2 separate regions of the Homo sapiens genome follow, and region 2 is linked to region 1. The links are chromatin loops, found by intact Hi-C in ENCODE. Cell type or tissue: psoas muscle. All regions are shown on one strand. Links, peaks and the distances in the headings refer to the core of each region. The heading gives the core; the rest is flanking DNA. Region 1 overlaps LINC03063 (long intergenic non-protein coding RNA 3063). Region 2 has its middle 55 kb from the start of LINC03063.

The links. Peaks named below come from ENCODE experiments on the same cell type or tissue, not always from the same donor. Only the 100,000 strongest peaks of a DNase experiment are listed, where the experiment ranks them.
Region 2: a loop joins it to region 1, with 2.2 times the contacts of the local background. A loop is called at or near these places in 2 of 110 quality-filtered maps.

Annotation. Positions count from the first base shown.
Region 1 is chr2:37,580,268-37,591,848 of GRCh38, forward strand. The region is part of intron 1 of LINC03063 (long intergenic non-protein coding RNA 3063); the gene reads left to right. Among named protein-coding and RNA genes, the nearest start is that of LINC03063, 24 kb to the left of the region's middle. In psoas muscle, for the core only: no CTCF peak of the experiment used is centred there; a DNase peak (open chromatin) is centred at 6,114; H3K27ac peaks cover 5,258 bases.
Region 2 is chr2:37,501,391-37,512,971 of GRCh38, forward strand. No RefSeq gene overlaps it. Among named protein-coding and RNA genes, the nearest start is that of LINC03063, 55 kb to the right of the region's middle. In psoas muscle, for the core only: no CTCF peak of the experiment used is centred there; no DNase peak of the experiment used is centred there; H3K4me3 peaks cover 1,065 bases; H3K27ac peaks cover 4,543 bases.

The sequences.
Region 1 (11,581 bases), core at 2,300-10,299:
CTAAAAGCCATTCCAAGTCCTTCCAAAAGTCTGTGATTCTTAACTAATTTCACGTGTGCAACTGATGTTGTATTTTATTACCTCAATTTTACAGAAAAGAAAACTGTGATTTGGAAGTGTTAAAATACCTTTGTTTACTTTCCCTCTTCATCTGCCTGGTTGATATTTGAAAACAAAACTCAGCCTTGGCATGACAGGAGGGAGGAAGGGAATGTGTTCCCATTTGGTTTGTAGATTTGTGACTGTTTTCATAATGTGAAGTTAGTTCACACTAGGCAGGTGAACCAAGTTTTCACACGTTGTCCTTTGCCTTTCTTATGCCTGTGATGTTGAGGTTTTAGTGGAAGTCACTCTTCAGCAAGTGGAAGAAATGCCTGCTATAAAACAGCTTTTATTCATTTGGTCACCAGAAAGGAAGAATACTTACTAATATTCCAGTGGAAACTTACAAAATATTAAATGATAACAGTGATGGCTGCAAAGAGAAATCTTGTTGGTCTCAGCATCACATTTATGATTATAGAGGATTCTTTAGGATTTTATAGAAAAAATATTTAAACTAAAGTCTATTTTTAAATATCTGATTCTAATTTTTATAAAATAGAAATTTGTTCATTGCTCATGCTCTTCAAACATTTGGACCATGTAAGAAAGTGGTTGTAATACTGGTCAAGTGTCCTGCCATCAGCTGAAGCACAATCAGAGATCAAGCCTGAATTCCTCCACGACCATGTCCATTTAATTGTGCTGTGACATCCACTTAAATAGTCACATCGATGGAAAACCTTTAACATCATGCAAGTGAAATGTTACCTTGAAGAAAATTCCTGACATTTGTTTCATTTGGTTTGCTAGTGTCATTTCTCTTGAAAGACTTACTCATTTACCCTACACCTTTTCAAAATGGATCAAGTGGTTCAAACAGTGAAAAACAAACTGTTAACAAAGACTGAAAAACTCAAACCCATGCAAATGAATCAGTAACACATATGTTAGCCAAGAGGGCAAAACCATTTATTGTAATTAAACATTTATTTTTGTCCCGGGATTTCTGGTATCCAGGGCAAAAATGGTGGCATAAGAGGTGACAAAATTCTTATCTACTTGTATAAAGCATGCCAGTTCTTCAGGAAGGACAGCCTTTTTTCTAGTAATAAATTTAAAAAGGAATCTATGGTATTGGTGTGACTCAGGCTGATACTGGTCCTCTAAACAAAATTTTAAAATCTTTAAATGAGATTAAATACATTTTAGAAGTTCATGTTTTCTGCGTTAATCAGAACAGACTGAGTCTTGCTGTGGTAACAGATCTTCAAATCTCAGTGGCTCAACCCAGGAAATTTTTATTTGTTGCTCACGTCATAGCGTGATGCTGGTAACATGAATTTCCTGGGTCACTGTCATTTAAATAGAAACTCGGGGATCTGTTCTCCTTCCACCTTGTAACTCTAATTCTGTCAACTGGTAATCCATCTTTTCCAGCATACAGATAAGGGAGAGAGAGGATGAGGGGGTGGGGAGGATTGCACGAGACACTTTAGAGACCAGGCCTGGAAGAGAGACATGTTATTTCTACCCACATACCATTGGCCAGAATGCAATCGCATCCCTCTAATATTGTCCACAAGGGCAATGGGAATATATGGTATTCCTCTGTTCCTGGAAGGAAGAAAGGGGATGAATGGGCATCTGGGCAACTTCTGCCGTGTCTAGTATTCACCTTAGAGCTTTCCCTCCTCTCATCTTTAACTCTGTTTCAAAACACTTTGGTCCCTGAGGGTTCCCTGGGACAAGGAATTATGTCCACCAATTATACAAATACAAAGTAAAATTATATTAGTATAATTTATAATGAAAAAATTTCTTTGTACCAGTCAACTGAATACTAAATATTGGGGCAATTTTTGAGCATGTTTCTATAAGTGATGAACCTTTATGAACTTAAAATGAGTCTATATATATATATATATATTCAATAAAATGAAATGACTGTTCTCTTCGTCATCATCTGGAGCAGCTCTGATTTTAATTGATTCTATATTGGAGGGCCCAGGTAAGATTCTTTCATGTAAGAATTCCTCTTCTGAAAAAAAGGTTTGAGAAGCGTCGGATTCAGATAGCATGCTCCCTTGGCTCAGGCGAAAGTACCCTCAAGGATCAGAACCATCTTCCACTAAAGCCGGGAGCTAGACAGGATATTTTCACAAAATCCAAAGAGAGAGCGTCATGGACCTCAGGGAGGAGCAAACCTATTACAGAAAAGGGAGCTTTTTCATCACATCTGTATTATTCTTCGTTTGAGCCCTGAGTCAGCACCAACTGAAGCTTCAGTTGACCTGAAACACTGTGCTCGGCGGAGTTTTGGAAAATTAATCAGCTTACATTCAAGAACACTTACATCCCTACACGTTCATTTTATAACGTTTCACACCCATACATTTGGCTTTGAGGTCTGCTTCATTCAGATACATATTGGAAAGCCCTGAATTCCTATCACAGCCAGGATTTTCTTCAGCTCCAGGGATTTGTTTGGTTTTGTGCCATTTTATCCCGAGTTTTATTCCTTCCATCTGATTCAAATGTTTTATTACCCACTCATCGTTGTTCTTAACGGGGGAAAAAAGAGAAAAGAAGCTGCAAAACTGCACCTCTCTTAAAACAGGAAAACGTTCTGGTTTGAATTTCCTGTCAGATTTTGGGCAGGTTAGTTGGCAACTGGTGATTTGGACACATTTCAGATTTCTGAGTACATTTCACAGAGAGCTTTATTGGCTCCCTCTGGACCCCCGTTAGAGAACAGCGAGATGCAGGGCTCAGCTTAATCACCATGCTTTCATTAGCCAGCTGCTCTGTGCACATCACCAAGTGCGTGATCTTCATCATCACACGCTTTTTACTCTATCTGCGAGCTTGGAAAAGGGACTCATCACCATCAGCATTTTACAGTTGCGGGGAAATGGAGCTTGTGAAGAAAGCCTGATTGTCAAATGCAGTCCCCGTGATGTCAGCTACTACCTTTCTGCTGTTGTCCTAAGAAGCTTTTTAAAGAGAAGATTTTTAGATATACAAAAAGGTTACAAAGATAGTGGAGAGAGTTTCTGTATACCCGACTCCCAGTTTACCGTGTTGTTAACATCTTACACCACTATGGTCCATTTTTCACTTTAATGAACCCATATTGACACATTATGATTATCTAAAGTTCATACTTTATCGGGAGTTCCTTAGTTGTGACTAATGTTCTTTTCTGTTCCAGGACATCTGATCCTGGGCCCCACATTACATTTAGTTCTGATATCTCCTTTCCTTAGTCTCTTCTGCCACTGTACTTTTGCTTTGGTGTGTGTGCGTGCACGTGTGTGTGTGTGTTTGTACTAGCTTGTGATGTAATATGCAGGTCTTGGCCTGCCAAATGGAAAGCCAGTGGTATACAGCAAATTATAGTTAACCACTCATTAAGTTGGTAGCCATAATTGAAAAGAGAATATTAAGGAATATGCTAAATATTAGAAGTATTTTGGATGCTAGTTTGTTACAATTAAAAAATGGAGAGGAGACAGTTATATTTACAGAAAACTAAACAGCAAATAGAAGATATCCTAGAGATGCAGAGAATTCAGGCCTAAATACCATTCATTCAGATCTATAGAGACCTATAGGGTTCCCAAAGCAAGCACTAATGTGTTTCTTCTAGTGATTGTTCATTTCTTTCAGGAATGCTGTTTGTCTTTTGTGACTCATAGCAGCCACTTTTACTGATTTTTTTTTTTTTTGGAATGTCAGATGTAGTGAGCTGCCTGGGCTAAAAAGAGTTTGGTACGCAGATTTGGGCTTCATTGGCTGTTTCCCATGGGAAAGTTAGTTGATTAGATTAAAGATGAAAGACTGTCCCAGTCAGCTGTTTAGGCCATACACAGATGGAAGGAATCGGGGAAGGCAGGGTGTACACATTTGCCATGATACTCAGCCCAGATAATTTAATATGAATTTCCCCCCTTTGTTGGTGAGGGGTTGGGAGTGATAAGGTCGAAGGCGTAAGAAATCTTAAAGTATTTGTTAGTGCCGATGGTGTAACCTCTAATTCAACAAAGTACTGCACATAGGGTGTCCTTGTAGGCTTTGGGAAAATTTTAGAAGAGAAGGAAAGAGAGAGAGAGAGAGAAGAAAGAAGCAAAAAGAGAAGAGAGAGTGAGGGGAGAGAGAAAGAGAGAGAAAGAGAAAGGATTAAATGTTTCTGGCATGCTGAGAATGAAATCCCTATGGGGTAGACAGAATTTGACTGAGATAAGCCATCTTTTATGTTTCAAGCAAAAGTGAACAGAGTCCATACACTAAGCAGGTGTCAGTAGAAAGGAATTAGGTCTGTGTTTTAATTTTAAAAATTAATTTCCTCACCTTAGAATCCAACGGTGGAAGGAATTTTCAAACACTTTACATCTTTCTGCTTGCTTCCAAGCAGGCAACTCAGTCACACCCAGCTGTTCCTTTTTACTCACTGTCTTCTTGATTTCCTAGGTCTTTTTCATTTTTGCAATTAAAATGACACGATCACTTGGATAGATTAGTTGAAAAAATTAAAACAGGACAATGGCCATTCTAAATTGTACAATTGCTTGATTAAACATTGATTGAATAGTTTGTGGCTTATTCAGTTCATTCATATTTATTCTCCCTGACTTTCTTCCCTGCCAACTTTTGACTATCTTACTGATTTATGAAAGTAGAGAGGGAAAAAGAAGAAAACAGGTGAAATCATTCTGCTATTTGCTAAGTGATCTGGTAACTTTGGGGTAGGCAATGGTATTGAAAAGGTAGAATGATACATTTGTATTCATTCTTTCTCAAAATCATGAGAAGATTATTTCTAATTTGGGGATATCTGCCACCTCCTCCCCCAAGTGATAATAAACACACACACACACACACACACACACACACACACAAACAAACACACACACACACACACACACTCCTCAAATCTTCAGGTGGAACAGACTTGGCCCTACTATCTCAGCACCTCTTTGGCTTTTCATATTTACTTTCAGTTTATAAAGACACATGTGCTGTTTCCAATCTGCTTAGGGTTGGTGTTTCTGTTGGGAAAGTAAATGGCAAAAGGACCACATGACTGCCAAGGGTAAACACTGCTGAAGGCCACAGCTGCTGCTTAAGGGGGAAGGCGTGGGCTGGCTGGAAAGTTAAGGCAACATGAGGAGGAGAGGTTAGAGATGGGGTGAGAGAAGAAAGACCTGCCCCTCTCCACCTGCCTCTGCTCATTTCCTTCAGGAAACAGACACCAAGATGGAATTAGGAATGCAAAACGTTGACTAGGGGGTGATGCCTGTGAAGGATAAAGGGAGAGGGAGCAGGAACAGGTGGGACAAGTCTCAGACCATGATGCAAGTCTCACATCTGTAAAGGGAGAGCAGGAAGGAAGAAGAATCGGGCAGGTAGAGTTTCAGCCTGCAGGGCAGCTCTGAGAAAGTCTTGGCTAGGCTGATAGGGACATCCGAAGCAACAGTTTCCCAGTAGGGCAGGCATGCCCAGCCCTAGCAGACTCCTACCTCTGTCCCCTCTCCCCATGCTCAATCATTGGCTAGGAGCAGCTCTGGAGAAGCGTGGCCCTGGTATGGATGCTGTAATGGATCCCACAGCTGTGACAGCTGTAGGGTGGCAGATAACTACACTTCTCACTAAATATTATCTTTTTAAAAGTTGTTTATAGTTTTAAATTTATTGTTTATGTTTAAGGTGTACAACATGATATTTTGATATGCATATACACACTGAAATGATCACTACAGTCGAGCAGATTCTCTCTTAAAGGGAGATCTGAGCAGCACCTCCTCATGGATGCCACACCCATGAGTCTTATTATAATAGTAACGACACTTACAAAAGGCAAGAGAGGGCAGCATGCCTGGTCACATTGCTACCATTTACCCTCACATCGTATTGATCACAAGAGCCACAAAACTGAGTTATAGTTTCCTTTTAGCTCTTAAAATCCTAAGGCACCTTGCAAAAGTTAGCCTGACCCAGTTTAGTTTCTTCTAGCTGTCACATGTGGTCCAAAAACCATCTAGAACGATTTGCAGCATGCTGACTCAACTTGTCGGAGCCGGAAGCCCCTTGGCAGACACGAGAACTATCTCATCTCTCAGATCTGTGTGGAAAGGGAAATTGATTCACTGTTTTCATTCCTTTTTCTTTTTCTGAGGTTGCTTCTAAGTGCTGGAGGGTGTTGGCTTTTCTATGACTCAGAAGTATAAATCTTTTCCTAAGGTGAAAGATTAATTTTCAGAATGGAGGAAAAAATCCTTCCTAGTTTTATACTTTAAGTATGAGAATTGGTTACACAGGGGCAGTTGATCCAGAATGTTACGTTGAAGGGGGGAGATAGGAGCATGACTGAACTATAAACCAAAAGGGGGTTTCTAAACACCTCTCCGCAGGTAAATTCAGCTTTGGAAAGAGCTTTTCAAAATCATGAGGCTATGATAGTTCAATTTAGCCTATCATAAAAATCATCTGCTTATTTACTTTGACCAACACATTCATATCCCCTCCTTGTTTTCTGCCTCTCTGAGTCCAGAGAATGAAATTATCTTCATGTGAGTAATAAATTGGAGACTGACAAGTCAAAGACACAAAGGGACATGAAATTCCACCTGTGGATTAACAATTGGCCTCTCCCAGAGTTTAAACTTTTCCAGATGCAAATTCCAGAGTGGGATGAGATATTCCACAGTCGACATTTGGGACAATAGCACTTGTAGACACTCAGGGAATAAACATTATGTAGTTGATGCAGTCAGGTCTATTTCATTTCAGTAAGGAAGGTGGCCAAGCTTCCATGGTGAAGGGTGGTGAAAGTGGGTGTTGTGAAGATTGAAAACTATTCAGTTTTGCTGAAGACAGATTCTGTGTTTTAGATTTCCTGCTGTCTCACTAAGCTTTCCTGAGCTTCCTGGGGTCGGGGGCAGGGCAGAAAGCCTGTCAATAGAAAAGGAGACAGGACTTGTTAAGTTTATTTCAAACCCATTGCTTCACTTCTCATAAGCTATTTTCTACCCCTATTTTTTAAGATCAAGGTACAGTCATGCAGGGAATTTGTTCCAAGGCTCCAGAAGATCCCAAAATCCTGGGATGCTTAAGTCCCTGGTAGAAAATGGCATAATATTTGCATACAACCTATGTACATCCTCCCACATATTTAAAATCATCTCTAGATTACTAATAATACCTAATACCATGTAAATGCTATGTAAATGGTTGTTGTAGTATATTGTTTTTGATTTGTGTTATTTTTTATTTTCCTCTCCTCCCCACACATATTTCTATGAACAGTTGATTGAATCGGCAGATGGGGAACCACTGATATTGAGGGCCTTGGGTATATGGTCCTATCCTTTGTTCGTCACTGATTCATTCTTTTGGTTTTGTTTTGTTTTTTTGAGACAGAATCTTGCTGTGTTACCCAGGCTGGAGTAGAGTGGTGCAATCATAGCTCATTACCGCCTTGACCTCCTGGGCTCAAGTGATGGCATCCACCTCAGCCTCCTGAGTAGCTAGGACTATAGCTACCACACCTGGCTAATTAAAAAAAATTTTTTTTTTGTAGAGATGGGGGTCTTGCTATGTTGCCCAGACTAGTAAAAAACTCCTGGCCTTGAGCGATCCTCCTGCCTCAGTCTCCCACAATGCTAGGATTACACGTGTGAGTCACAGTGTCTGACCTGATTTCATTCTTAGTGATTGCATGGTGGATATCATGGCTTACAGTGGTTTTCATTTTTTTTTTTTAAGTAGTGGAGCTCTTGCTTCATAGAAATATAAAAGATAGAAAAGTGAGGATGGAGAGTCTGACTCTCTGTCTTGCCAGTTTCTGCTTTAGGCATCTCCACAGACACCCAAGACTTTATGGGACATAGCTTGAAAGTTACTCTTAAAGTGAAAAAAGGTGTTGAATGTGAGTTTAGGCCTAGAACATAGAGTCTAGTTCTAGTTCTATTATTATTTAGTTTTTGTAACCTTGTGTACATAACAATAGCAATAACGGTAGTAATAGAGTACCCTGTAAATGCTTATGGTTATAAGAAAGGTTGTTATAATTAGTAACTAGATATGGGGTCACAGAACTGGTTTGGTGACTCACCAGCTAAGTGAGCCTGAGCAAGTCATTTATAAGGGAGTTACTTTTTAAATTGTGACATGAGAAGGTTGGACTTGCTTCCCTCCAATCCGTTCTCCACTCTCTATCCAGAGTGATCTTTCTGAAATGTGAATCCGATCCATGTCCCTCCTTTGCATCCACCTGTTCGTTGGCTCCGCATGATGTCTAGGATAAAGCCTCCCTCTTTAGCATGACATATGGTTGTCCTTGCTCACCTTTCTTGAGTGGCATTTTCTTTACTCTTTCCCTGCCCCCACCATACACACCGTATGCTTGGATGCATACTCACTGAATAATGTGAAGCTGCTGTATGTGTTATGCTCTCTCTCACCTCTACATCTTTGCTCATGCTGTTCCTTATAACTGGAACAGACTTTTTCCTACCTGTCTTCTTTTCGCCTATCAGTTTCTTTCTCATCCAAACTGGATGTCACCCTCCAGAATGCTTTCTTTGATCCCCCCAAACTGACTTAAATGCTTCCTGTATGTTTCCCTTTAGCCTGTATGTTGTGTTGCATTAATAATTCCTGTCCTGTTCGGGTTTGCCCCAGTTGGCTGTAAGAAACTAGAAACTGTGCTTTAGTCATTGTCATATCCTGAGGCCTTAACACAAGCCCCCCTATAATGGATTCAAATATTTGTTAAATGAATTAAAGATTATTTGATTCTTCTCTGAATCTCAGCTTCCTCATTCCTTATATGAAACTAATATGTATCTCCCAGATTGTGATGAGGATTACAGGCACAAGATACGAGAAAAAGCTTGCTGACAGAAATCACTATACCTGTATAAGATAGGAGGGGAGGGCTTGCCTTACTTTTTGGTCTGTAGTTTCCTCTATACAAGTGTTTGGTGAACTGTGACCTACAGGCCAAATCTAGACCACCTCCTGTTTTTGTACCACCCATGAGTTAAGAATGGCTTTTAGATTTTTAGGTAGTTGGATACAATCAAATGTACAAATGCAGATTGTATGAAATTCAAATTTCAGTGGCCATAGATTTAGTGAGTAAGGATTAGTCATGCTCATTTTTTCGGTTATGGCTACTTTCGTATTACAGTGGCAGAGCTGAGTACCTGTGACAGGCTTTCTTACTCTAAACCAAAACTTCTTCTCTCCCCTCACTGTCCAACCCCTGCTTTGGGCCTTGGTTCTGCTTTGATTTCTAAGCCTTAGGAACACTTGATAATTTCTCACGCACCTAGAAAGAACCAGTAACTTCTTATTTATGCTAAAACAACCATATGGGTATATACACAGAACGTAGGATACTTCTCCAAAGATATTTTGTATTTGGGCACGTATAATATGATGAATTTAGGAACAAAATTACTGGGTTCTCCTGCAAACTATCTCATTACGCAGGTTATTTGTTAAAGGAAGGGCTCCTTATGGTTTTCTCTGATGAATATTTGAGTGTGAAATTTGTTCAGATGGGTATGAATTTTTTCTCTGCATAAGGCTTTTTATTTCTTTTTTAAAAAATAATTAATGGAAAGAAGCTAAAAGCAAAAGCCGTTCTCATTTTAAAAATGAGGTGTTGAAAGCATTAACATTAGAATAGATTCAGTTACAGAGTTGGAAGTGAAGAAAGAGAGAAAGAGAGAGAGGGAGTGAGAGAGAGAGAGAAGCTAAGAAGTGTAATGGTCATCTAATGAGAAGATGGGCCAGCTAGAAATACTGTTAGGAAGCTGTGCGGAGAATAGCTCAGGGGTCAGCATAGCTCTGTAAGGGAGAGGCCCAAGGACATTTTTGTGGTAGTTTAATTGCTTCCTGCAGAATCCCTGTAACTGTTTGGCATCTGAACTTCTCCTGTTCTGTCTTCGCTGTCTGTGTGGTATAGCTGGGATTGTACGTGAAAGAAAACTTAATACACCCTATCTACACAGAGGAACATGGTGTCCCATCTCCCAGAAAAGAACCCAATGACCACTTGGACCCTAAGCTGCATTCCTGAGCTTCTCTGAGGATATAGTAAACAAGTTGTCAGGATCCAGAGATTCATGAAGAGAAGCTTCAACATTGTGAAATACTGTTGACATCTTGGTTGCTCTATTTGGCACCAAATCACACTATGAGAGAGAACAATGATTTTGACAATGTTATAGACTGGTCTAACCACAAAACCCACCAACTCCTCTCCTCTCCGCCTTCTAAAATTGCTCCAACAAGATATAAAACCCTAACAAATGCAGTATTCTAAAATGATGGAAAACCAAATATTAAGGTCAGAGGGGATGGTATAAAGCACATATGTGAGCTTTCCGTCTGACCAAGTTCATAACACAGGTTCTGTGTATAAATTCACAATTTGAACTGATAAACTGAAGTTATGCTACTCTGAGTTGGTTTTGGAAAAATTACATATACTTACATGTATCTGCTACAAAGTATTTAATTTTTTAACTCCTTAATTTGAGGGTTTCTCTTTGATTTTGAGGGTATGCTTAACCCACCTTGAATATTTCTAGTATTCCCCCACCTTTTTTTTTCCTTTTTGCAATGCTTTTAAAAATAAGTTTACATTATATCAACTAGAAACATGTGCTTCAATTTCATCTGCCTTGGTACTTCTCCTTACGTAGAACATAGTAAATTTTTGGTGCCAATAAACATTTTCCTTTTAGGGAAAGGGACTAGATTTGTGGTGCAGAATCCCATTAACCTATATTGAAACCAAGTATCTGGGAAATGCTTCTTATGTACTGTATCTGTTCACTGGAAGAATGTCTTTGTTTTATGTGTCCAGTTACAATTTAGTTCATAATAAAATGATATTTTTCCAGATATCAGCTTGCCAGAACCCATTGTTTTCTTTTTGCTAATGTAAACTAAGTAGATGTAGTTGACTGATTATTAACCAGCAGTTTTCAGATGTTGCTTCTTTTCCCTCCTAAATGAATCCCTATCTAAACGAGAAATGGGCAACAATTTTTCTATTGAAACCCAGAAAACCATAGAGGAAATATCAAATAAGAACACCCCCCTCTGAAAAATCAAGACAATAAAGAAAAAACTAGAAACTAGTTTATTAATGCATTTTTAATGTAAACACACAGAAATATACAAAAAAATAGCAAGCATCCATATTTTCAGTTCCCAGTATTAAATATTTACCTTGATATATTCTTATGCTTAAAAAAAAATACTAGGCTGGGTGCAGTAGCTTACTTCTGTAATCCCAGTGCTTTGGAAGGCTGAAGCAGGAGGATTGCTTGAAGGCCAGGGGTTCTAGACCAGCCTAGGCAGCATAGCAAGACCCCATATCTGCAAAATAATCTATTATTTTTGTGGAAACATGTGCTTATTATAACAAATTCAAAAGACAAAAAAAATTGCTCTGAATCCTACTGCTTAGAAAAAATTCACTGTTACCATGAGAGGAACATGATTTTACAGTCCA
Region 2 (11,581 bases), core at 1,246-9,245, 80 kb before region 1:
ATGTTCTTGATTTTAGAAATCACTTGGGTAAATCTTTAGATACAGTTCATCACCATCATGTATCAAATGAGGATAATCTGAATCCCTTGAAAGCATGCATAAAATATGTAATTGCCCTAGAAAATAAGCACAAATAATTTACTGGTAAATATTTGTTTCACCAGACCACATCCCACTTCTCCAAGCTGCAGTCTGTACTCCACAGATGCTGGTAAAACCCACATTAAAATAATTGGTTCATTATGGTCCTAAGTCAATGGCTACTTCTAAAGTTTTTTTCTTTTTTTTTCTGAGTCAAAAAGTAGTAAGAGACAGAGTAAAGGACCTTTAATTTATTCCACTGTTGACTTCCCTCACAGCAATTTTCATTACAACCCAGGCTGGTGTGCTGCTGCTCATTAGATTTCATTTAAACACTTGGAAAATCAAGACCCTCCACACCTGAATTTCTTATACTTCCCTCTCTGGTCATCCTAGAAATGTGTTTTCTCTGCAGCTAGGTGTGTAAGGACAGCCCTGGTGTTAGCCTCACACTTTGTCTGATTCTCTTCTTCCTTCTAGCTCAACACTGTCATCTGTAGCTCTCTTCTGACATCCACGTCTAAAAATTTCGTTTGACTTGACTGGCCATTCTCCTCTGAACCCCCTACAAGAAGTTGTCATGTCCATTTCCACTGACCTAAGACATCCTTGAGTTTAGAAATCAATCTGTGCACACAATGAACAGTCTCATATATTGTCTTGAATTTCTAGCAATCCCAGTCTAATTACTGGTTGTCTTCTCCTATCTCCAACTCCAAGAGGGATTGTAGAGACAGAGATAGGCTTTTATTTCTTTGGCATCACAAGAAAAAGTACTGTACTGTCCATGCCTGTTTATGTATTTTGTTCATTGTCTCATCTGTGTCTAGTGTGCCTTTGTTTTCAAATGAATATTATAGTGCATATTAAGCATTTTATTATTAATAATGGTGTCCAAAATGAATTTTCAGGTGTACTATTTAAATATAGCATAAGTAATATATTGTCTATGCCTTGCTTGACTCGTGATATCTTGCCTTCCTATTATCTAAAATCAGAGAGGGCAAGTTGGACAAAGACAGCAGGAGAAAATGGAGAGATTGTAAAAACTTACCTTGAGAAAGTCAAGGATGGGCTGGGAGGATATGTGGAAGATACTAAAAGGGATAAAAGATTCTTCTAACTACATGATATATACATATTTGCTTCTTTATCTTTGTCCCAGAGTGTCTTTTGGCTCATCAAAGAAAATCATCACAAGAAAAAGAAGGTTGGTGGTATTTTGTTTAGGAAGGAAGCTTATTATGTTTTTTGATTTATATTTATGGTTATATCAATTCAGTTTTCCTGGGTCTCAACCTTATAGGATCAGAGTTCTGGAAAGGGTTAATGAGTTAATTTGACTGCAGTGTGTCTGCTTAGTCTGCTAATGTATAGTAATTTATGAATATTGCAATTATGCATAGCTATTTAAGATGGAGAATATTCCAAGCATGCTTAACAAATCCATTATCCGTGAAAAACTGTATGTATTTAGATGATTCCTAGGGTAATAGCATTCTCCATTCCACATGTTTTAAGATGTTTTCTTGAGAGCTTCAGTCCGTCACAGAATCTCTGCCTGCTGACCCCAGGGATGTCTATTCACCACTGCGAGGAGGTTCTTTGTACCCAAAATGGACCTTCTTAACTTTACTGTGCTTGAGATTAGGAATAAAAGGAATAACAGAGCTAGAATATATTTACCTGTCTTCCTTGGGGGACTGAGGTTTGAGGTGAGACATGAAGGAGGTGGTGTTAATCAAGCCCAATGCAGATGTGGGTGGGTAAAGAGACAGGAAGAGGAGGTGTAATGGTTAATTTTCTGAGCCAACTTGGTAGGCAATGGTGCCCAGTTGTTTGGTCAAACACCAATCTAGATGTTGTAGGTTTTTCATTTGTTTAGATGTGATTGACATTTAAATCAGTAGGCTGGGCGCAGGGGCTCACACCTGTAATCCCAGCACTTTGGGAGGCTGAGGCGGGTGAATCACAAGGTCAGGAGTTTGAGTCTAGTCTGGCCAACATGGTGAAACCTTTTCTTTACTAAAAATACAAAAAAAAAAAAAAAAATAGCCGGGCGTGATGGCAGGCACCTGTAATCCCAGCTATTTGGGAGGCTGAGGCAGGAGAACTGCTTGAACCCAGGAGGCAGAGGTGGCAGTGAGCCGAGATCGTGCCACTGCACTCTAGCCTGGGTGACAGAGCAAGACTCTGTCTCGGAAAAAAAACCAGAAACCAAAAAATATTTAAATCAGTAGACTTTGAGTAAAGCAGATTAACCTCCATAATGTGGGTCAACTCCATGCAATCAAGTGAAGGCCTTGAGAACAAAGACTGAGTTTCCCTCCTCACCCCGCAAAGAGAAAGGAACTCGAATTCACCTCAACACTGCAGCACAGAAATTCTGCTTGAGTTTCCAGCCTTTGCTTCAGACTCAAGACTGGAATATCAACTCTTGCTGGCATTTCCAGCCTGCCTTGTGGATTTGTAGCTTGCCAGCCCGTACAATTTTCTTAAAATAAATCTCCTCTTTCTCTCTCTTCCTCATCCTTCCCTCCCCTCTCTCTCCATAGGTAGACACAGAAAGCCAGAGAGATATAGATGTATCTATATCCCCCTATTGATTCTATTTTTCTGGAGAACCTTAACTAATACAGGAGGGGAAGAAGATGTTAGCAGAAGGAACCATGTAGGAACCATACATGCAAAGTTGCAAAGTCCTTGAGGCAGGAGGGAGCTGGTGTTTGAGAAAATAAAAACAGGCTTATATTGCTGAAGCACGGAAAGCTAGTGTCTGGAGGAATAGCCAGGCTGGATTTTGTGTTGTGAAGTTGTTTAGGCAGAGCTGGGACTTTAGACACAGATGCAAACATTAATTCTTTGAATTTGAATAGGACTCCTTTAAATCCACTCAATCTTCCAATTTTTTTTGTTATGAAGTGTTTATGTATTATGAATTCTTATACTTTTCTTACTACCATGTAAGATTTCTACAAATCACTTTCATACCCTAAAATGTTCATTCTTTTCTCTCCTTTCATTTCTCCCTTGATCTTTCTTTACAGTGTGCTGCCTCTCTAGGCATTTTCTCTTTTGACCTTCAAATTCCTCATGCACTTGATTGGCCTTCAGATTCCTTGTACACTTGAGCGTTTTTGCACTCTGGGTCTTTAGGCCCCACTTCATGCTTTGGTTCCACAGTTTATGCACTTTCAATCAATTGGCTCCCCATATCCTTTGCTGTGATATATTAGTCCCAGGTCCTGATTTTTTTTTTTTTTTGAGAAGTATTTTTCTCTCATTCTGCATTGTCTTGGGTGTCTGTCCATAAAGGTGCCTTGCTTTTCGTAAGATAAAGTGTGGGATGTGGAATTCCTATCCTTGAACAGTATAGAAAATGATAGGACATGATTCATCTCATGGTGTCTTTCCGAAGAGATGTCCAGCTGTTCCTGTTAAGTCCTCAGCTCTGCCCTAGTTTCTATCCTTTCAAAAAACAGGTTTTTCAGTTTTGCCTCCAATGCTGTAAGCTACCCCATCTACTCCCAGTAAATCCCTTCTCTGCTGAAGTTAGCTAGAGCTAGTTTCTGTGGCTTATAACAGAAGGAGTCTACTCATCCAGCATGAAAGGAGAAAGGCGAAGAATTCGGTGTGGCTGGAGGGAATGGTATGTGTGGGAACAGTGAGGATAAGGCAGTATGGGGCCAGGTTTTAAAGGGCAGCAGGAAAAGAACTGGGGAATAAAGATGTTCACTGGGAGGACGTAGATGGAATGTGTTCAGCTAACTGAGAGAGTAAAGCAAAAGCCAGTTGGGCCCATCAGGGAGTTTGTTACTGAAGAGTTTAGGAATTCCCAGAATTCCAAGGGATATGCAATCTCAGGGAGGTGACGTGGATTCTGTGCAAAACATGGGAACTCGATCCACTGTTTTGGCCAACAGAAGAGAACTGGTCAGCCTGGATTGTAGAAAATAGAAGACCAATGAATTGGTGTCATGAGAGAGCATTCCTTGTATCTGCTGCATGTACCTGTTCATCACAGCCCAAACCATGATTCTCAAGGCCCCAAATGGCCAAACAACTAACTCTCCTTGAGCTAATTCTGTGGCTGTAAAGAATCTTATTATAAAGGGGTTACTCATGTAACTTTTTCTGGAGGAGGAATATGAGTCTCAGGCCAAGATGAGGATTAGGACTTGTTTAGCAGGTATGTTTCCATGAAAATTAATATGCTGACAATTTTGGTTCTTATATAACTTTTGCAGGCTTAGATTATGTGGGTCCGCTGCTGTGATACTGATTGAATTTCGAGCCTATGAATCTGAGGACAAGGCTGTAGACTGCAGTGAATTCACTCATTTAAGTAGCATTATGAAGCCCGAACTTTTTTGCACTTTCCATGAAGCCATGCTTTTTTTTTTCTTTTATCTTATAGGCAAAGGATGCCTATCGAGGAAGGTTTTTAAGGTAGTAAATGAAGAGATCAGTTTAGAAGGAATCATGATTGCAAGGCAGAGAGACTCTGGCAGAAGAGAGGAGGGAGGAAGGTACTGTAAGAACCCCGAGGAAAGCTTAAGAGATCTGGATTAAGGTCACAGCAGTGAGAGGGGGTGGAGATGGCAGCTGCTGGATTGAACTAGGATCTTCTAGATCTTGATGACCTGCTGGATAGGAAGGGTGAGGGCTAGGCTGTAATCAAAGATACCAAAAGAGTGTCTTCTTTGTCACTTTTCTTTCATTAAATAACCGTATCTGAATTTCCACAAACAATGCTGCAATAGTTAAAATTGTGACAGTATGAAAACAGAATCTGAATTAAATTAGTGCTATGTCAGCCCATTGCACTAAACCACGAATTCCCTAAGAGGTTTAGAAACATATTGGATAAAGTGAAATTAATCCTTGAGAGCCACAAGTTGACATATGTATACGCTATGAATCCATAAACTATACTGTGTGCAGTGGAAAAGGAAGCTAAAAAATCCATGTGAACACACATCTGTATACTGTCCTGTGAATAAAGCCTACTTGACAATGCCATTTTCTTTTGCAGTGTTGAACCAGGAGGAGGCTCTGAAATGTTAACATTGTTGACCTTTACAGTCCGACGTGTTGTTGATTGCACCCCCAGACAAACTTGATGAGGCTTTGCAATCAGGTCACCGTTTAATATGACTCACTATCCTATATTTAGAAAAGGCTGTGATTCTAATAGCAAGTGACAAAAACCAGAGAATTTCAAGCTCTTGTCAGCTGCTCTGGGTTACATTCCCCTCCAGGCAAAGTCAGAGCTGCCAGCCTTGTTAATGAAAATTATGAGCCTGTTAGGAGAAGAATAACCAAGAGGTGCTGCCGATAAGAAGTGAGAGAATTAAAATGCTCCTTAACTTTTGGCTTCAGACTTAAAATAGTTCCTTTGGTTTTAAATATTTTTAAAAGCAAGACCTGAAAGTGAGTTTTGTGACTTTTCACTAGCTTGCATGGAATAAGGAGTTGTGTGGTTATGTGATGAACTCAGGATCATTACCGCAACCCTTCTTGATGTTGGAGAGCAGACTTTCTGCTTGAGTGTAAAAACAGTTTCAGATTTACCCCTAAATTATAAAATACAGCAGTTCATATTTGACTCTGGAGGCCTAGCCATGGACATTTTGAAATTGGGATCTCACCGAAGCCCAAACAAACCAGAAACCTTCATCATCTGACTCTTTCAGGCTTATCAATATTTCACACAAAGAAGGGGCACAAAGAAGGCTTTGTGCTGCTGAGCTGAGAGGCTCTGCTGGGGGAATGCGGTTGGCAGAGAATATGCCACAAACTTAAAGAGAAAAGAAAATAGAAAGCCAGTGTAGACACTGTCAAAATGAGGTGCCATGCTTTTATTCACTGTCTGGGTGTGCATCTTTATGTCGAGCAGATCCAGGGACATCAACATGCTGGCTTTCTATTTTACATAAACATTCCCCTTTCATTTATCTTCTCTTCTGATTAGCAATCCTATGTTTAACATGATTCAAATGCTAATATGCTTGATTTTATGAGAAAACAGCACAGGCTTTTCAACTTGGGGTATTACAAGTGATATTTAGTCTCTGTTTTAACATAATTGGGTAAAGATAGGATTCATGGGAGCCCAGATTTTCTAAATTCTAATCCCTAGCTCAGGTTCTTCAAACATTTTTTGTATTCAGTGCAGATATTTGAATACTCGACATTTTGATAGCAAACCCCCAAACACACTGGGCAGCTAAAACATCAATGTAACTACTCCTATGGTAAGATCATATTTGCAGTGTTCCTTAAACCATGCGCAGTTATTGCTATAGTCACTGTCTCCCTTCAGCATGGTGTTGCTATTTCAGTAGATTTACTGTCCTGCCCACATTCTCTTATATACGCATGAGGCGAGCATATCACATTTCTAGTAAACATACTATCTTTCTTTGAGTACGCTGCTTCTTAACACATTCTAAATTTGTTATACCCTGTGCTGTACCCGACCCCACAAACCCACATTCCATCTGGCACACATTGCTGGAATGGTGTGTTTTACTCTGTTGTAGTAAAAATAAACTTTATACATAGATGAAAACTTGGCAGCATACTTACATGGTTCTTGAGAACGCCTTGGCACACTGCCTTTGCACAATATTGACATCTCAGATAATCTCAGGCAAGTCACAGAAATTTTGCGCCTCAATTTCCCCTTCTCCAAAATCAGAGTAAATTCAGTTGCTATAGAAATAATGATGAAAGCATTGTGAGCTCTCCAAAGGTAATTGGTGTGTAACCTTGCTGCAGGCTTGGATTCTCCAGAAAGCTGATTCTGAGATGGTGATCAGCTCACAGGAAGGGTACCAGAGAGTATTCTTTGACTCAACAAGTGTGGAAGGCATGGGACAATGAGGACATGGCAGGTGAAGGATTGGCTGTGCTTCCATGTAATAAAGGCTCAGCCACCCCATGGGGAGCTCTGAGGCTCCTTTAGAGTTGTACCAACTTGGAGTTAGGGGCTAGTTCTTTATCCAGTCATTGAATACAGGCTGCCTTCAGCTGGGGCAGTTCCTGGAGAGGGCCCTCTGCAGAGGGCTGTCATCTTACAATCTTCCCAGCAGGTGGAAAGCAATTCTTCATTCCTGAAGTGGGGATCTGGGAAGCACATCACAACATACATTACCAAAACCAAGCTAGGAGCAGCAAACGTGAACAAGTTTGCTTTCTTCTATGGTTGGTGGCTTCAACGAAGTCAGAATTATGGCCTGGATGACTACGGTGAGAATTCCTTTTCTTTACTTCCAGCCCACTACACAAAGTTCCAATACACTCTGATGCTGCAGTCTAGCTTGAGGGATTCTAGCAGGGAAATTGCTAAAGGGTCCCTTCTAGGATCTGGTTATCTTCCTGCCTTCAATGAGCCTGTCTTCTTTGTACACTCAGTACTATATAATCTGGTTACATTTTCTCTCTAGTATTGAATTCTCTAATATTCAAAGTGAAACATTTATATCACTGTCTTTCAAGTCTTGGTTCTATATGCAAAAATGATCAGCTGCCTAAAGAAGAGAGCTTATATGTACTTGACATATCTCCTAAGTTTTGTAAGGTAGAGCAGTACTCCTAATCTCTCCCTTTTTATGACATTGATGTTCTGAAAATATCAGGCCAGTTATCTCATAGAGCATTTCTTATTCTGGATGTGCCTGATTGTTCCTGCATACTGTTGTTCAACTTGTTCCTCTTCAGGGTAGGAAATTAGGTAGATCTAAAGGCTTGATAAGATTCAGGTTAAACATTTCGGTAAGAATACTCGATTATATCCATTTTGGAAAACAAAAAGTTACAAAACACATTCTGGAATTCAAAATACATGAAGTAAAATTTGACATAAGTAAGGGAAAAATGGGTGATTCTAAAATTATACTTCAAAATACATGAAGTAAAAATTGAAATAAGTAAGGAAAAATAGGTAATTCTAAAATTATAGTTGAAGGTTTAAAACCCCACTCTTGAGGGAGGATTGTTTCAGTCCAGGAGTTGGAGGCTACAGTGAGCTGTGATTGTGCCACTGCACTCCATCCTGGGTGACAGAGCATGATCCTTTCTCTAAAACAAACAAACAAACAAACAAACAAAAAACACCTCTCTTTCAATAATTAAAAAACACTGCAAAATATCAGTAAAGGTATAGGGAATCTAAACAAGACTATCAAGCATCTTGATCTGATTGATATTTATAAAACATTATACCTCAATACTGATTGGTAAACATTCTTTTCAAGTGTACCAGTTATGTTCATCAGGATACAACACATGTTGAACCATAAAACAAGCCTCAATAATTTAAAAAAGATTGAAATTATATACAGTGTATTCTCTGATCATAATGGCATTTACTTGTAAATTAATAACAAAGTATCTAGGAAACCATCAACAGATTGGATTAAACACATCTAAATAATTTATGGATGAAATAAATCACAAAATAAATTAGAAAATATTTTAAATTAAAAGCAAATAAAAATACAATATATCAAAATTTGCAGGAAGCAGCTAAGGCGATGCTCACAGGGAAATTCATAGCTTTAAATGCTTATATTAAAAATGAAAAGCCTAAAATCAATAGCTGAGGATACACTTCAAGAAGCTAGGAAGAGTGAAGGAAACCCAAAGTAAAGTAGAAGAAAGGAATTTAAAAAGATAAGAGCAGAAATAATAGTAGTAAAAAAAGGAAACACAGCAATTGGAAACCTCATACATTGTTGGTAAAAGTGTAAATGGTATATTCACTCTGGGAAAAAGGTCTGGAAGTTTCTCATAAAATGAAATATATACCTACCCTAGGACCCAGCAATTCCTCTTCTGGGTATTTATCCAAAAGAAATGAAAATATATACTGTTGACCCTTTAACAACATGAGTTTAAACTGTGCAGGTCCACTTATAGGTGAATTTTTTTCAATAAAAGTTATGCCAAGTATTCCTACCTTCCTTCTACCTCTCCATCTTTTTCACCTCTGTCAGTTCTGAGACAGCAAGACCAGCCCCTTCTCTTCCTCCTCCTCCTCAGCCTACTCAATGTAAAGACGATGAGGATGAAGACCTTCATGATGATCCACTTCCACTTAATGAATAGTAAATGTATTTTTTCTTCCTTATAATTTTCTTAATAACATTTTCTTTTCTCTAGCTTACTTTATGGTGAGAATATAGTATATGACACATATGACATGCAAAATATGTGTTAATAGAATGTATATGTTATCAATAAGGCTTCCAGTCAACAGTAGTCTATTAGTAGTTAAGTTTTTAGAGAGTCAAAAGTTATATGCAAATTTTCAACTGCATGGGGGGGTGGACACCTCTAACCCCCAAGATGTTCAAGGGTCAACTGTATTGGCAAAAAACATTTGTACAGGAATTTTCATGAATGTTTCATTCATAATAACCAAAGCCTAGAAACAATCCAGGTGTCCATTATTAAGAGAATGGAAAAACAAGTTGTGGTATTTTCATAAAACGGAATACTTCTCAGCAATGAAAGGTATGAACTATATTTAACAATAGGCTGATTCTCAAAAGCATTATTTTGAGTGGCAGAAGCCAAGACCAAAAGAGTATATATTGTGTAATTCTATATATATGAGGTTCTAGAATAGGTGAAATTAATCTATGGTGAAAAAATCAGAATAGTGCTTTCCTCTTGAGGGTGTGGAGTGGGAGAGGGGATTGACTGGGGTGGGTCCTGAAATAACTTACTGGTAATGTTCTGTTTCTTGATATGAACTTGGGTTACACAGATGTATATATTTGTTGAAACTTAACAAGTATAATTTAAAATTTTTGCATCTCATTGTATGTAAATTTTCCATCAAAAGAAAAAATTGTAAAGAAATATTGAACTCTAATGATTTGCATACAAAATATTTAAGGGAAACTGTACTGTTGTACTTTCCTTTGAGATATACCAAAAAATAAGACAGATTGATGAATAAAGTGTATATATGAATAGATGTAAAGGCATGACCAGGCTCAGTGGCTTTTGCCTGTAATCCCAGCACTTTGGGAGGCCAAGGTGAGTGGATCACTTGAGGCCAAAAGTTCGAGACCAGCCTGAGCAACATGGTGAAAACCTGGCTGCACTAAAAATACAAAAATTAGCTGGGCATGGTGGTGCGTGCTTATAGTTCCAGCTACTCAGGAGGCTGAGGTATGAGAATCACTGGAACCCAGGAGGTGGAGATTGCAATGAGCTGAGGTTGCACCACTGCACTGCAGCCTGGGCAACAGAGTGAGACTCTGTCAAAAAAATAATAATAATAAAAAAAGTGTAAACACATGTAGCAAAACAAGCATAGTAAAAAATTAACAATATTGTCTGGGTGGTGGGTATATGAATGTGTACTGTAAAATGCTTTCAACCTTGTTCTTTGAAAATTGTCCCAGTAAAATGTTGGGGTAAAAACATTTTGGGGACTACTGGGAGAAGTTCAATAAGGACTAGATATTATGTGATATTTGAGAATTATTTTTATCAGTTTTCTTTGGTGTTTTAATAGTATTATGGTTATTATGTGACAGCTTATTCTTAGAAGAAAGGAGTTAAAATATTTAGTAGTGTGTCATGATGTCTGCAACTCACTTGAAAATAGCTCAACAGAAATTTACATAATAGGGCAAATAATATGTTACAATTGTTGAATCTAGACCATGGTTACTAGGGTGTTTACGGTCCTTTTCTTTTATTATAAAGTATTGAAAAAGTAAGCAGTAGAAGTAATTAAATATTATGTCAAAGGGCAGTGACTATAAAGTCTGGAAATGCTGTACCTGAGATATTTATAATTTCCAGAATTCCTTTAAAAGGATCAACTTTGGGTTGGTAGCTGCAGGGGACTACTGCTAGACCTGGTTCAGAAAGCCAAGTCATGAGCACCCTCTTCTTGCCTTCTGTCTTATTTTACTTCTCAAGAGAGTTCCTGTTTCGGAGTTTAAATGTGAACTTCTTTTCTTTTTCTTTTTCTTTCTTTCTTTCTTTTCTTTTTTTTTTTTTTTGAGACAGAGTCTCTCTCTGTTGCCCAGGCTGGAGTGCAGTGGCACCATCTTGGTTCACTGCAACCTCTGTCTCCCAGGTTCAAGGGATCTTGTGCCTCAGCCTCCCGAGTAGCTGGGACTATAGGTGCATGCCACCATGCTTGGCTCATTTTTGTATTTTTTAGCGGAGAGAGGGTTTCACCATGTTGGCCAGGCTGGTCTTGAACTCCTGACCTCAAGTGATCCACCTACCTTGGCCTTTCAAAGTGCTGGGATTACAGGCATGAGCCACCGTGTCCGGCCCCTGAATGTGAACTTCTGAGTTCATGATCTTGACTTTTTGTCCGATTCTGAACTACATTGTTGATGAATCTGATGCTATATCTTTTTTCACCACAGATTGAGATGTGGGTTTTTAGTGTCATCCTAGTCATTGAACCTTAATGCCTGCACATTGCTTCACTAGAGATTCACTAGACGCTTAACAA